Linked DNA regions of Mus musculus: region 1 is linked to region 2. A link is a loop called in an ENCODE intact Hi-C map of the cell type or tissue named here. Cell type or tissue: left cerebral cortex. All regions are shown on one strand. Each heading gives the region's core, and the rest is flanking DNA. Links, peaks and the distances in the headings are about the cores only.

The links. Hi-C counts contacts between places; a loop is a spot of excess contacts. Peaks named below come from ENCODE experiments on the same cell type or tissue, not always from the same donor. Only the 100,000 strongest peaks of a DNase experiment are listed, where the experiment ranks them.
Region 1: it touches region 2 in a loop (1.8-fold over the local background); 1 of 42 quality-filtered maps calls a loop at or near these places.

The regions. Positions count from the first base shown.
Region 1 is chr9:42,080,888-42,083,808 of GRCm38, forward strand. It overlaps Sorl1 (sortilin-related receptor, LDLR class A repeats-containing), which reads right to left. Exons shown (of 48, transcript NM_011436.4): 6 at 901-1,081. Among named protein-coding and RNA genes, the nearest start is that of Sorl1, 42 kb to the right of the region's middle. In left cerebral cortex, for the core only: no CTCF peak of the experiment used is centred there; a DNase peak (open chromatin) is centred at 1,830; H3K27ac peaks cover 903 bases.
Region 2 is chr9:42,207,256-42,210,176 of GRCm38, forward strand. It overlaps 4930546K05Rik (RIKEN cDNA 4930546K05 gene), which reads right to left and starts at 1,976. Exons shown (of 7, transcript NR_040754.1): 1 at 1,898-1,976. In left cerebral cortex, for the core only: a CTCF peak has its summit at 1,383; DNase peaks (open chromatin) are centred at 1,401 and 2,624; H3K27ac peaks cover 1,745 bases.

The DNA.
Region 1 (2,921 bases), core at 293-2,792, 130 kb before region 2:
GAACGAGGTCACAGAGTCCTGCTCGGTAACCTGCTCTGGTTTGAGGCCTCCAGTGTCAGCATCTGGCTCTTGCACATCAAAACCTCCTCAAGGCTGAGCATTAAGCGACTTACTGACAGCTGGACGCTTAATTACTCCTTTTCTTTGAATATTAGCTTCCACTCGGGAGTGACAACACATCCTATGAGCCATGTAAATGAAAGCGTCCAGAAATCTCAGAGAGATGAGTCTAAATGGGAAGGAAACCAGGTAGTGGGATTTAAAGGAACATGAGCCTTCAAGCACCATGGCTCCTGTCCATATTCTTTTTACTGAGAGTACAAAGAAGGTTGTTTTTAGGAGCTGAGGAGCTAGCTCAGTTGGTGAGACATTTACTGGGCAAGCATGAGGTCCTGAGTTCAATCCCCAGGCCCCATTGGGGGTGAGGAACCAGACACAGTGGTTCTGGGGAAGCTGGGATGGAAGGTTCCCTGGAGCTGACTGACCAGCAAGCCTCTAACTGAACTGCAGTGGAGAGAGAGAGAGAGAAAAAAACCAACAAACAAAAACAAACAACAACAAAACCACTTGAGGTCAACCTTTGTTGACACCACACAAATGCCCACACACACATGCTAACACATACACACTCAACCACACACACCTAAAGTGAGATCTGTCTTTGTCTGGGATGCTTGGCTACAGGGAGACAAGCAGCTTTCTAGATTTTTTTTTTCCTGATCGATACTTTGATTGCCTGCTCTAAATTTCTCCACTCTGGCCTTCTACCTTCTTCAGGTATGTTCACTGACAACCAGGATCCTTCAGCCAAGCTACGGCAAGTCTATCATCCAGCTGACGTCATACAAACTCGTCCAGGTGGGTGCGGGAGCCGCGCACTGCTGAGCGTCCTCAACTTACCACCACCTTTGTAGCAAACATATACTTGTCGCGAAGCTGAAAGTCTCTCACTTCCTCCAGGATCACTTCCTGGTTTTCCCGGGACTGGAAGAAGTCTGTACTGCGGAGCACTGTGGAGAACCCAAAGGGTTCATGTCGCTCAATGTAGATAGCGTTTGGCTGATCATAGGGGTCGATTCCCCTGGAAAGAAGAAGCAACTGTTACCATTTCCTAGTTAATCACTAAAGCACAGACATTTCCCTGGGAGGACAACCGTGCAGGATCGGCGTAGTGCCAGCTACAAATGGCACTCTGCCTCAAGCATGTGCCTTTGGTTGTTCCTTAGTGAGGGACAGAAATTGGGGATCTGCCACTTATCAAGCGTTTTACTCTGCTGTGGCTGTTTCCAAGACATCCTGGGATTTGTGCGCAGCCATCTCTGGCCCTGTTGCAAAAGAACGGAAAAAGCAAAAGGCAAAAGGTAGGGAGGCTCTGAAGAAATAAGCATCATCGGGCTCCTGGAGGCAAGAAGCAAGTTCCTAGTGCCAAGCTCGGAACCTTGCCCGGAGAGGCATTTTTGCCAGGTGCCACAGACTCGATGGTACAGTAGCACACGGGCCACATGAGAACCCTCAGAGCCCAGTGGCCTGTCTTTCAGGTGTTTCCTTGCCTGTTCCTTGCAGACATCACTAATCCATGCCATCTGGAGTCGTCTTACCAGTACATCTCGTCTCTCTCGAGGCACCTGCTCAGCTGTCACGCAAGGCATCCTTCAGAGAGGGCAGGCACCCTCGTCCTCCTCATGCTTCGGTGGATACCTCTGTGTAGAGGCACCCTTTGTACAAACTCAATCCTCCCACCTAAATCCTCTCCTCTGAGACCAAGTTCAAATCACCGTCCTCCAAGCATCCTTCCCAGTGCTCCTCTTTCTCCTCCCAGTGTTAGCCACTCACTCACTCGGAACATGCACTAGCAAGGCTTTTGTGGGGGAGTTTTTAACTCAACATAAGGGATGAAAGTACTGAGGCTGGGTGAATTCTGGAGTCAGTCTCATTGTGCTATAGTGGGGCCTCTTACCCACCGAGTCACATGGTTTTGGGCAAGCTCCGTGGGCATGTCACATGGCCTGGGGACAATGAGATAACAGGATCCCTGGCTAAAGAGATGCTCACTGTATTCGATGCCTGGCCCACTACTATACATACCAACCCCAACTGTAACTTAGGAGTAAGGTCAAAGTCCAGTGGAGAAGCTCTAAGCTAGTGCCCTCAAGTAAAGCACCAACCAGAACCTGGGAAGGCCACTGATGTGCCCAGGATTCCTCACACTCACAAAACCTGCCAAAGCTGGTGAGCCAGCAAATGGAAAACTAACTGGGAAGTCAAGGAAAGAACTCCAGAGTAGCCATGCGGAGACGACTTGGGCACTGAGCTGAGGGTGGCATTTCTGCAGCTGCCTGTACACAGTTCCACAATACCCTGGGGGCACTTAGCATATTGGAGGTGAGGGTCATTTCCAATTCCTCCTGAGATGGACCATCAAGGCCATGTTCGTCAAAGAAAACAGATTCTTTTAAAAGGAAGAAATAGAACCGGGGACGTGGTACAGCCATTAAAGCAAGTGGCTGTTGTACCGTGTGACAGGCAGTGTGTGGTGTCCTCCAATCCTAGCACCGGGGAGATGGGAACGGAGTCTAGCCAGTGAGTGCCAAGTTCAATCAAAGACCCTATCCCAGAAACATAAGATAGAGACTGATACACATTAGATAGAGGAAGATGCACATCAACCTCTGGCCTACACGCACACACATGTGAACACACAAATGTGAACACATACACACATGTGAACACGCACACAAGAAGATGACAAGAGATAAAAGGAGAGAGTCTCATTTCACACTAGCAGAAGACTTGATGTTGGCCCTACAATCTGGACTCTGAGCAGAGTGATAGAGAAGCCAGCAGCCTGGTCCCAGCGTGGGAGAAATCCATTCTTCCCGATCAGATGCTAGTGTGGGGGCGGCTGGTGACATGTTCTCTTC
Region 2 (2,921 bases), core at 141-2,640:
TTACAGAGCTGGGCACTGAAGAGTAGACGAGAAGAGCCCATCTTAATCAGCAGTGTGAGTTTAAATTTGGGGCTCTCTGGCAAAGTATCTGCAAGGGCCATTAGCTTTCATTAATTATACCATAAACAGAATTCTAGTGGAAAGAGCCACTGGTTACAGGAGGCAGGATTGGGAAGGTGGCTCAGGGGTCTTCGGGTGACAGTGGCACCCTGGATCTGAGTACACAGCTTTCCTCTGAGTACAGAACAGCCACACGGACCAGCTGCATTTCCAGGGATGGAGAAGGACCCACAGTCCACATCCCAGGAGATCATCATCTGCGATTTCATCAACTCTGTTGTCAAGCACAAGGGAAAGAATAAAGACCCGTTTCTGTTCTTTCTTTTTCTCTTTTACAATTTCAGCTGAACTGGTGGGTATCTGCTCACTCTTGTGGATGGTGGTCTCGGGACACTTTCAGGTTATTTTTAAAAAGGTGGGCACTCACTGAAAATGAGCAGTCTGCTTTTGTATTAATTTTGAAGACCATCTGTGATTGATTTACTAGAATGCTAATAATATTTTGCTTTCCTATATTTTCCTTCAAGAGCCTCCTAAATGTCTTCCCTAGCCTTATGCAATATGTATATGTATGTATATATGTATGTATATGTTTATGTGTATATGTGTGTATGTATGTATATATGTGTATATGTGTGTATATGCATGTGTGTTTATGTGTGTATGTATATACATATGTGTGTATGTTTATGTGTATATATGTGTCTGTATAGGTGTGTATATGTGCATGTGCATCTATATGTATATATGGCTATATTTGGATATGTAACTGTATATGCATATGTATGTGTGTATGTGTATATATGTTTATGTGTATATGTGTATATACATGTATATGTGGCTATATGTTTATATGTAACTGTATGTGTATGTGTGTGTATATGTTTATGTGCATATATGTGCATATGTATATATATGTCTCCATAGCTTGTCTGTAGAGGTCATTGTCACAGGTGGTACATGATGATAGGACTTCATGGTGGCTCCAGTTACAGGGAGCCAACCTTAGAAGCAAATGTTCTTCTTAAACCTAGTGTTGATGTGAGGGGTATCTTCTTCTAAACACGACTGTGCGTCAGCTTTGGGGATTTGTGTTCTGGGGTACCCTCTCTACCTCAGAAAGTAGAGTCAGAGAAGAAATGAATGACTGGGCTTCAGGGAAGCCATTAGGCAGCTACCGGTGAGTGTGGAGCCAGACACTGTGCTGAGGTCTCATTTTCTCCATGTCAGTGACTGTTGCACTGCTGTGACTGTGATACTGGACAGAAACTGCCCAAGGAAGGCAAGGTTTGCTTGAGCTCAGGATTCCTGAGAGTTTTAGCGCCCCACAGTGGGGAAGCCAAGGAAGAAACGCTCAGTCTGTGTCGGTGGGAGCATGTGGTGGGGCTCTCCACATCCGGGAGGATTAGAAGGCAGAACTCATGGTAGAACAAGCCAGGCCTAACCTTCAAAGGCCCACTCCAAGTGACTCACTTCCTGAAGTTTGGCTCCACCCTCTAAGGTTCCACAGTCTTCCACAATAGTTCTGCTGCTTAGAGAAGTGGGCCTGGGGAAGACATTGCACATGCGAATCATAGCATACTACATAGCAGTTCTGTGGGGAGGTGAGCATTAGAGCCCATCACAGATAAGAAAGCTATGGGTTAGAAAGGTAAACAACCTCTCGTTAGTATGAGGCCAGGATCTGAATGCAGATCATTTTATATAATAAATTGAATGCTTATACTAGGTACTGTAGTTTCTAGAAAGACATAGTTAGGAAGCATTTGGAAATTAATCTACCCCTGGAAGCAATCATCTTTTGAGTCAGAAGAACCATTTCCTGTCTCTAACCCACCTTCAGCTCCAGTCATAGGGCCCAGTTAGGGGCTCTTCTTGACACATTTTCAGTGAGCACTGAGGCTGAGAGGTTTTGTTGACTTAACTAGATCTAGAATCACCATGGAAACACACTTCTAGGTGTGTCGGGGGAGGGGGGGATTGTAATAGATTAGGTTGAGGTAGCAAGTTTCCCCGTAGATGCAGGCAGTTCCATTTCCTGGAGTCCTATAGAAGTGGGGAGCTAGCTAGCTGCTCATCAGCGTTCACCTGTCTCTGCTTCCACACTGGATCTACAATCTGGTCACCATGACCACCAGGTTCCTCCAGCATGATAGACAGCGTGATAGACCTGCCTGAAACTGTTATTCAGAAGAAACCCTTCACCTTGCTTTTTCGGTAACTTTGTTGCAGCAACAAGAAAACTTACCAATATGGTAGCTCTTGGTGTTAGCAGGAGCCTAACTGCTTAAAAGACTGAGAGGTTTGCCCAAATAAAGAACTTATCCCAAGGGCCTGAGCAGCCAGGAGGGTGATTCTAAGTAAACAGGTCTCTTAGCTCTGGGACTTTGTCATCTCACCGAACGAGAACATGGAATGAGTCACTTTGTGGTATCTTTCCACTCCTCTCTTGGCACCCCTGTCACATCCATGTGGTTCATTCAAGCAGCTTGTGAAAGTACCATTCTAGAACCATAGTTGAATGAACCACATACTTGGCGCTGTTTGTTTGGCTGGCCCACTTTCCCTTACACTACCACTTACAGCCATATCTCTGCATGGCCACCCACTACTGGCCTCCCTTCACCCTCCTATACCTACTGCCGAAGAGCAAGATGGGATCAGAGTCCCTTCTCAGGGAACAGAGCCTGACGGCTGGACCACTAACGTGTGAATTTGTGAGCCAGTTACAGATCAGGTCTTCAGATAGAAAAGAGGCGAGTTACAAAGATAGACACAGAGATGAGTCAGAAGCAGACTCTCTCCTTCTGCTTCTACTCTCCTGCCTCCGGCCCTTGTTTCCAGACGCATCCTGTTTGCCA